Regions from separate parts of the Mus musculus genome. Here region 2 is linked to region 1. The links are chromatin contacts, found by Hi-C in ENCODE. All regions are on one chromosome and are shown on one strand. Each heading gives the region's core, a stretch centred on a gene start or an enhancer-like site at or near the end of the contact. The rest is flanking DNA. Distances are from core to core; before and after follow the strand shown.

Region 1 (4,988 bases), core at 695-3,194:
GTGCTGAGTTCAAATCCCAGCAACCACATAGTGGCTCACAACCATCCATAATGAGATCTGATGCCCTTTTCTGGTGTGTCTGCAAACAGCTACAGCATAATTATATAATAAATAAATAAATCTTCTTAAGATGTTGTTATTATTTATTTGTGCTTGTATGTGCTCATGCATGCAAGTGCCCATGGACACCACAAGAGGACTTTCTGATGCCCTAAAACTGGAGTTACCTTCAAACATTCAAGCAGTCCTAAGCTGCCAGACATGAGTACTGAGATACCAACTCCCTGAGTGAACAACAACTCCTCAGCACCTCTGCGGATACTGGGCTGTTCCTGAGTAGCATGGACTACAGGTGCATGCTACCATGTCCAGTCTGTATTCATTCTTTAGCCAGAAGTCGGGTTGGCATTAGATCTTCCAGAACCTGTTCACCTTGCAGGTAGGTGATACAATCAAGTTTGAAAACTTACAAGGTCAAAGACCAGGTCACTCTGCCTTTCCACTTTTACCCATCAGCGCGCAGGTGCACATGTCACCCAGGTTCTTTCCATCTTTCAGAAAGTTGAATGGACAGACAGCCCCCTCCCTTCAGTGCTAACATACTGTGCTGAGTCTATTTACACATTCCTGGGCGAAAAGCAGCTGACTATTATTGTTCATCCACGTTGTGCCTGGCCTTAATATGTAAACTCATCAAAGCTTCACAGGTTTTATAGATAAGCAAATAGGCTGTTAGCATGCAAGTTTCTTCCTCAAGACTGCACACAGAAATTGTAAATTTAGTCAGCTCTGACTAAAATCTGTCTTCTTCCTATCACAACATCCTTTTGTTGTTGTTTGGTTTTTGGGTTTTTTTTTTCCCCTAAAAGAAAGCGGTTAGCCTCCTTAATCCTGGGGTTCTACCCTTCACCACCCACCCAGTTCACCTCTTATCCCAGGTCCAAGCATATCTTTTATCTTCCAAGATAAGGACTGGCGTGTCTTTCTCTTCTGAAGCAATCCTGAATTTAGTTCTCTGTCTACTAACAGTCCACTGCATATTCCTGCCACTGCATCTTCTCGAAACTCATCATCTTTTGATCCAGTCTAACGCTACCATCTCTTAAATAATAATACGATTTGCATAGCTGTCCTTCTCCACAATCCAGTGAGAAGGGCAAAAAGTGTGTAGGGGAGGAGGGCGTCCCATTTCATGAGAAAGACACCTCTCCAAGGTCATTGAATGAAAACAAAAAATCGGGACCAAAAGCCCGGATTGGACTCTTGGTCCTTGGCTCATCCTACCACGCCTCACAGGCAGTCACGATGCTGCCACAACCCCCGCGCCTGAGATGTCACAGCGGTAGTCCGCCCGCCCACAGCTCACTGCCCTCCCACTCCCACCGGTACCAGACCTCCCAGCGTCCTGTCGACTTCCCGACTCCTCTCTTCACCAGAACCCTCTCCCACCGACCTCCCTACATCGCTGCCACCTCTATTCAGGAGCCCCTCTCTAGTCGCAAGTAGCCTTCTCAGACCCAGCAGCGTCCCGCCGCTTCGCCACCTCAGGCCCCTCCTCCTGTCAGTACGCAGGGTTACCTTCTCCAAGGATGCTGGTCTCTGCACAGCCAGGGAGCGGGCCAGTGAAAGTACTGTGTTGAAATAAAAGCCTCGAGAGGTGCTGGAGCCAGAGCTGGACCCCGAGCCGCCGCCGCCGCCGCCGCCGCCACCGCCGCCTCCTCCCCGGGCCCCAGCAGCCGCCATCACAGCGCACGCCCCGGCGCAGGCGGCTGGGTTCACAGCTCTGGGCTCGCCACCACCGGTCCTTACTGCGCAGGCGCAGAGGCGGCCGACTTCCCGGCCACCTGACCACCTGACTCCTCCCCTCTCCCCTCCCCCGCACTGGGTGGGGCCTGGTCCCCCTCTGCCGCTCCGCCGCCGGGTTGGCTCTGGAGGCGGGGCTCTAGCGCAGTGCTGGCGGAAGTAGTGCGCGCGGCGTCCACAGTGAATCCGCCCGCCGGCGCTGGGCTATCGACTCCTCGCTCAGCAACCCCTCCTGCTTCCTAGGTGCAGGCCGTCTCCCGCACCATGTCTGGCTATCCTAAAAGCTATAATCCTTTCGACGATGACGTGGAAGAGGAAGACACCCGGCCCGCGCCGTGGAAGGACGTCCGCGACCTGCCTGACGGCCCCGACGCGCCCATTGACAGGCAGCAGTACCTGAGACAGGAGGTGTTGCGCAGGGCCGAGGCTACCGCTGCCAGTACCAGCAGGTCCTTGTCTCTCATGTATGAATCGGAGAAGATCGGAGTCGCCTCTTCCGAGGTGAGCCTGGGGCAGAACTGAGCTAAACCGGCCAATCAATGCGTTATAAAAACGGGATGAAGAAATATTTTGTTTACGATCTTTTGGTATTTTTCTAATTGCCTACCGTAAGTTCATGGACATAGTGTAAAGAATTATGTATCAGGATCACCTGATGTTTACCTCTGGAAGCTTCCTTATCTATTATTCTGCGAGGTTAATTTCTCCCTCGCTGCCCTGCCCTCATGTCTAGTTAAAAAGTAAACTCCAAATAATGTTCTGTGTGAGAGTAAAAATGCCAAAGTGCGGCCTGTATTTGGGAAGTAGTGTCTGTTTCATTTACATATAACTTGTTAGGCAGAAGCCTCAAGCTGTTCCTCTCTAGTGGCCCAGTTAAAGTGTGAACTGTGTATGCTTCAAGTGCCAGGTGGTGCCTGAAGTACTGACGCAAAGGGAGCCTGTGTTCTTCTTCTCACATCCTTGACCACTTTTCACCTTTCTAATGGGAATATTTAAGTCCCCTCGCCTGGGCTCCTGCTCAGGAAACCAGATCCTGAATTGAGTCGACTCTTACCTTTGTAGACCGTGTGTTATTGTGACAGCTCTTTCCATCCATAGAAAATTTCAGCAACTAGGAACTTTGCTTTCCTTTAATTTACCTGTATTTGCATATGCACAGTTTAAGGGTGTCCCCTGAAGCCGGAAGAGGGCACCAGGGAATCCCTTGGAGCTGGAGTTGACAGATGGGTGCTGGGAACAGAAATGGTCTTCTGAAACTTCTTTAAGACCTTTTCTTTTTGAGGAGTTCGGCTTGGTGGACAGCCTACCAATGAAGCCCAGGCTGGTCTGGAACTTAGAATTCTTGGTCTCAATCTTTCTGATACTGGGATTTCAGGCATGTACCATCTTCTCCAGCATAAAATAAAGATTATTCCAAGACACCAGATTGCCCCTAAGTCTACTGGCAAAATAGTTGTTTTGGCAGAAGAAGAAATTACTGATATATCAGCCAAGAATAATCTTAAGTATTTTACAGTTTTGAAATGTAATAGTTGAAACAAAATACTGTCTTTCTTTACCAGTCTTCATCTCTGATCTTTGGCAAGTGTTCTCCTCTGGGACTTGGACAGATCTCTGTTGTTTTCTATTGCCACTGTTTGGTATTTTACCTTCTCCTACCTTCCCTGTTGTTGTCTCCCTGACGGCTAATGTATGTTCTGCCTCTAGGAAGTTGTGCTTCTGTGTACTGGATTCTTAATGTTCCACTCCAGATCAATTGGAGTCCTACAGGTCTTGGTGAACAGGTCACTTTGTATTGAGATAAGTGATAAGTTCTCACAATGTAGCCCATAGTAATCCAGATTGGCCTCGAACTCAAGATCCTCTTTCTTCAGCCTCCAGAGGGCTGAGGTCATAGACATTCACCAGATGCCAATGCAGGTAGGTCCTCTTGAAGAACAGAAAGCACTCTGACCTGCTGAGCCATCTCTCCAGCCCCAAAAGAGAACCTATTTTTTTTCTCTCAATCGTATCAATATGTAATTCTGACTGTTCTCCAACTTTATGTAGACTAGGCTAACCTTAAACTCAGCCTGGGAGTGCCGAGGTTCAAGCCACCACACCAAGCACTTTTATTCTTTTTTAACTTTAAAGTGAGGTGTTCTTTACATATTGGCCTGTATATTATTTAGTAGTATTGAAGGTTCTTTCATAGTTAAATACAATGAGGGGTGGTTTGGAGCCGGGGAATAGGCTAATGGTCATATTATATGCCATTAGATGGATGACCTGTTTATGCAGCAAGCCTCCTAATAATGAATATCATAATATTTGCTTCCTACATGAACATCACCACCTGGCCAAAGCCACTCCCCTTCCTAGGATACTCTGCCCCTCCTAGAGCAGTATAGCATACTACAATGATCTTCTCTGGAGCCTGATTTCTCAGTTCAGCAGAGCCCAGCAACGAACAGTAGACTAGGGTTTCAATTGACTTTGCACCAACACAGTGGAAAGGAACTGATGTTTGGTAATACTGACACATAACGTGCTCAGCTGCCTTGCCTAGCACACGCTCCTCGGAGGCCTACTCATCCTTACATCTTTCCAGTGTCTGCCACTGAAGCCACACTGGGCATTCAGTTCAGAGAGGTCAGAGAGACAGACGGCATCCCTCATAACCTGGAGGAGTGGCAAGGCAAACTCCTCAGGTTTTCCCCAGTTCGAGTGACTAAATCCATTGCCATAGATGTACTCTTGTTTTCTAGAAAGCTGGTGGGAGCAGCATTCCCAGTAAGGGCTTCCCAACCAGACCTGCTCCTCCAGAGTTGTTCATGGTGACTCTAATGCGTCCAATTTCTGTTTCTGAATGCACTCCACATCAGGGCAATCTCTGGCTCACACAGAACCCAGCAAGCTCCATGTTTACTTGGCTATCCAAGCTAGAATCTGTTAGTGTGAGTGTGTATTACCTTGAAAGAGATAATGAGAAATTTCGTTCTCTCTCTGTTTCTCTCTCTCTCTCTTTCTCTCTTTCTTTCTTTCTTTCTTCCTTTCTTATTTTTTCCTCTCTTTTCCTTTGTGAAATAGTATTTGCCCAGGCTCACCTCCATCTTGCTGATCCTCCTGAGTTCAGCTCTGGAGTACTGGGATCCCATGTCTGTGCTACCCCACTGCTTAATCCCCAGTCTAAGATAATTAATTTC
Region 2 (4,988 bases), core at 1,132-3,631, 320 kb after region 1:
ATATTGCCATCGTATTGATTTCAACCCTGAAACTAACACCTACCAAATCTTACATGAGCCTCTGACATAAAAAAAAAAAAGATCAAATATAAATCTGTGTTGTTTAAGATGCTAAGTGCATGGTAATTGTTATTACAGCAAAACAAAATAATATACAAGTGCAGTATCTTACAGAGGTAGAAAGCACCTCAGGACTCACAAGGCATTACAGTGTATCCAGTATACTTCAGTCTTCCCTCAGACCTCAGATACTTCTGCAGCTCTCCCCTACTGTCTGTGATAACAACTTGCTCTTCCAGATCCACTGTACTGGGCTTTCCCAAAGAATCCTTGCCCTGGAGCTCAGACCATTTCTCAAGACTTCACTTAGAGATAACTCAAGTACATCAATACTGCACTTGTGGGCTGGAGACTTGGCTCAGAGGTTAGAAGCACTCACACTGAGCTCTTACAGAAGAAGCAGGTTCGATTCCCAGAATTCACAGGGCAGTTCATAACCCCCTGTAGCTCCAATCCCAGGGAATCTTATACGCTCTTCTGACCTCTGACATCATCAGATATACATGGTTCACTTATATACAGGCAAGCAAAACACTCATATAAATAAATTAAATCTAAAACAATTAAGAAACAAAACACTTGTTTGCTGAACTGTCTGCAAAACCGTGCAAGGGTTATTGTGCGGCGGTACCAAGCCACTGACACAGTACCCACTCCCTCCACTGTACTGATGCTTCCCCGATTTAGTCCATTGCTTCACTCCACCCCACCCCACCCCACCCCCTCCATCCAGTTAGTCACCAATTGTCCACATATTCATTCCTCTTTCTCTGGAATCTGTCTTCCTCTTTCAAGTTCAGCACTTAATACTGGTCTTTATGATCTCTGCCAACCAAGTCTTCTACAATCAACTCATGAGACCATATGATCTAAATGAAAAAAAGACAGAACCCCCACCAACCCTTCCAAAGGAAAAAAACTCCCCAAATTGCCTATTTGGCCTCTCTTGGGTCCCTAATTCATCTCCAGGGACTCAGGGGCCTTCCCAACACTAATGCTGCACCACCTCAAGGCAGACCACGTGTAAAACACTGGAGGAAGGGCCGGGCAGTGATCCCAGCGCTTGGGAGGTAGAAGTAGGCAGATTTCTGAGTTCCAGGACAGCCAGGACTACACAGAGAAACCCTGTCTCGAAAAACTAAAAAACAAACAAACAAACAAACAAAAAACCACGGGTACAAGTTGTTTGCCCAAAACACCCAACACTAACCATGCCAGCATCTGCTCATCCTCATGATGTATCCTTGACTACTTTGCTTCAAAGACCCAGAACTCTCCACCTACAGCCGTCCATCCTGATGCTTTCACAATCATCTGCTGGGAATGGTGGCCTGTCACCCTCCTACTTTTCTCTCTAGAGCTCAATCTGTCACCTACTCGAGGCTGCTCCAGTCTACTCAACTGACACTTTAGCACCCACAAAAATGACTGAGCATTGGCACGACTGTACTGTTTCTTTACAGACAGACAGTACCAACCCTCAGGGGAAAAGCTGTGCCACAGGCAATTTTCTGAACACTTTAGGAAACTCAGTAAAATGGCTAAGTGCAACAAGCACTCTGCAGTGCTCCGTGGGCAGAGGGCATCCCTGCCCTTCACTCCCGAAGTTCCCACAGCTATTTCCTGCTACCCTTTGGCCAAGTTGACACACCTTGTGGAAGAAACCGGAGCACTCTTCTATTCCACTGCCTACAACCCAAACACATCAATCTTCCAATTTACCTTCCTTCCAGCCTCCTCCAACTCATTGATGTGGTTTTCGTTTTATTTATTTATTTTATAAAAGAAGCCACGCGGCACCCGTGTAAAATCTCTGGCTGCCTCATTCTCTTTCTATATTCGGTGCGAATCGAAGCAAAGGAAAATCTGCACACAAATGACGAGGCGGCTCAGGACGATGACTCACTAGCCAGGGCACTAGCTGGGTTTGCAGAGTTCCTCCCCAGAAAAACTAGCCAGCAGTCCCTGTCTGCCGAGAAAGGCCAGAGAGACTCCAGGAGGACCCTTGTACGTCCCCGGCACCCAGCGGACACCGCAGCTTCTGACCAGGGTCAAGAGCGGGTCTAGCCCGGCCTCACCCTCCCCGCCCGGAAGGTCCGACCACCGGTCCTTGCCCCAGGCCACACTCACATTTGGCTGACCAGCTTCTGCCGAAAGGCGGCGCTACGCCAGTCGGTCTCCTGCCCCGAAACGTCCATGCCCGGAGCCCCTACTCTTGTAGCCCGAGTCCCTACCGGCCACCCCCGGCGCCGCCGCCTCTACCACAGCGACAGGCCCGAACCCGGAAGCCGAGCGATCCCGCTACTGGGCCACGCCGGAAGTACAGGAAGAATTGTGGGAAATGAAGTCTTGCTTTTGTATACGCATGCGCGCCACAGAAAGAGAGAGGAAGAGAGGAAGGGGAGAGGGGGAGAGGGGAAGAGGGAGAAGGGGAGAGGGGGAGAGGGGGAGAGGGGGAGAGGGAGACACAGAGGGAGAGACAGAGATACAGAGGCGGAAACACAGACAGAGGCAGAAACAGAGAGAAAGACAGAAAAAAGAGACAGAAAGACAGACACAGAGACAGATACAGAGACAGAGAGAGACACACATGCGGACACATAGACACACACACACCACACACAGACACACATACAGAGTCTATGTATATTTTGTTGCCAGTGTTGGGATAATTGCTAATGTATAACATATTTTTGGTATTTTAAATAAATTTGGTATTTAAATATTGAGATTTTAATTTCTAACATATGTTAAGTGTACATAAGTATATGTACATTCTACAGTCATCAAAATAAAGCTAGTATTTCACCAACAAGCAATGTTAGGTTTAGGATCTCTGCTCATTGAATCATTAAGCTCCATATTTAAAAGGAAAGCAAAAGCATTATTTCTGTTAATGTTTTCTCTGTGGTTCATATTCCTTGCTTCTTAGTGGTGCATCCCTTAATACAGGACATTTTGGTCTAAGTGGATAATTGTTGCTGGGCTTATGTGTCTCGAGTTCACCTTTCAATGTTTATATGATTTAAGTTTAGAGTAGAGATTACAAGGTAACTAACCAATTTTGTAAGTCTTCATTTTTTCCAACAATATGTAAGGCCTCATTTTAGAACTTTGTTTGTCCCAGCACTTGGGAGGCAGAGGCAGGCAGATCTCTGTTGAATTCAAGGCAGCCTGGTTTACATACTGAGTTCCAGGACAACCAGGGCCTATGTAGAGACACATTGTCTCAAACAAACAAAAACAAACAACACCCAAAATGAACCCCAAAATAAATAAATAAATAGACAAATAAAGAAATAAATAAAATACATGTGTTTATTATTATAGAAGAAAGCACCCTTTAAAAAAAAAAACTTTTGGCCTTTGGAAAAGTCTTAAACACAAATGAATTAAAAACTGAGTGTCAGGGCTGGAGAGATGGCTCAGAGGTTAAGAGCACTGACTGTTCTTCCAGAGGTCCTGTGTTCAATTCCCAGCAACCACATGGTGGCTCACATCCAATGTACTGTTTTGGTGTGCCAGAATATCTGAAGACAGCTACAGTATATACATGAAATAAATAAATAAATAAATCTAAAAAAAAAAAAAAACCCCTGAGTGTGGGGGCTGGAGAGATGGCTCAGCCATTAAGAGCATTGATCTATTGCTCTCTTCTGGTGTGTCTGAAGACAGTTACAATATACTCATATACATAAAATAAGTAAGTCTTTAAAAAACTGAGTATGGGGGTTGGGGATTTAGCTCAGTGGTAAAGTGCTTGCCTAGCAAGCCCAAGGCCCTGGGTTCGGTCCTCAGCTCCGGAAAAAAGAAAAAAAAAAAAAAAAAAAAAAAAAAAAAAAAAAAAAACTGAGTATGACAAAACTTAAAAAGAAAATTCAAAACCACCAAGCATGGTGGTGCGTGGTGATGCATGGTGGTGCAGGTATGGTGCTGAAGACATGGTGGTGCATGGTAGTGCATGGTAGTGGAGGCATGGTGGTGCATGGTGGTGCAAGCATGGTGGTTCAGGCATGGTGGTGTATGGTGATGAAGACATGGTAGTGCATGGTGGTGCAGGCATGGTAGTACATAGTGGTGCATGGTGATGAAGGCGTGGTGATGCATGATGGTGCATGGTGGTGCTTGGTGGTGCAGGCACGGTGATGGTGATACAGGCATGGTGATGCAGGCATGGTGGTACACCACTTTAATCCCAGTCCTTGAGAGGCAAAATTTGGCAGTACAGCTGGAGAAAGCTAATTCAGGTTCTTTATCTAAATCTTTTTTTTTTTTTTTTTAAGAATAGGAAAGCCAGGCATGGTGGTACATGCCTTTCTTCCTTCCTTTCTTTTTCTTCCTTCCTTTTTTTCTTCCTTCCTTTCTTCCTGCCTTCCTTTCTTTCTTTCCTTTAAAGATTATTTATTTATTTATTTATTTATTTATTATGTATATGAGTACACTGTATCTGTACAGATGGATGTGAGCCTTCATGTGGTTGCTGGGAATTGAATTTAGAACCTCTGTTTGCTCCGGTGGGCCCTGCTCACTCCGGCCCAAAGATTTATTTATTATTATAAATAAGTACACTATAGCTGTCTTCAGACATACCAGAAGAGGGCATCTCAGATCTCACTATGGATGGTTGTGAGCCACCATGCAGTTGCTGAGATTTGAACTCAGGACTTTTGGAAGAAAAGTAGGTGTTCTTAACTGCTGTGCCATCTCTCCAGCCCCCTTTATCCAAATCTTAGATTCCCCAAGCCATGTAGTCAGAGACCTTCACACAGCGTGGAAGCTTCACACAGAGAGTGGAAGATGTCTTGCACCCATAAAGATTTCAATAGTGCATTATAAACAGAAAAGGCAGCTGCCGGTCCATGACAAAATCAACCCAACCACGTCAACATGGGTAAGCTCATGACCAGAAAGAGAAGGCGGTAACAGCT

What was found. Hi-C counts contacts between places; a loop is a spot of excess contacts on that map.
Region 2: a loop to region 1 is called in a map of heart, with 4 times the contacts of the local background. The contact joins the promoter of Med15 here to the promoter of Snap29 in region 1. A Hi-C loop is called at or near these places in 2 of 37 maps with a recorded cell type or tissue (heart and left cerebral cortex).

What each region holds. Positions count from the first base shown.
Region 1 is chr16:17,404,056-17,409,043 of GRCm38, forward strand. It overlaps Snap29 (synaptosomal-associated protein 29), which reads left to right and starts at 1,945. Exons shown (of 5, transcript NM_023348.4): 1 at 1,945-2,304. The coding sequence starts at 2,068. Pi4ka (phosphatidylinositol 4-kinase alpha) reads right to left here and starts at 1,810. Exons shown (of 55, transcript NM_001373955.1): 1 at 1,579-1,810. The coding sequence starts at 1,743.
Region 2 is chr16:17,720,566-17,725,553 of GRCm38, forward strand. Med15 (mediator complex subunit 15) reads right to left here and starts at 2,382. Exons shown (of 18, transcript NM_033609.3): 1 at 2,191-2,382. The coding sequence starts at 2,258. It also overlaps the pseudogene Gm6048.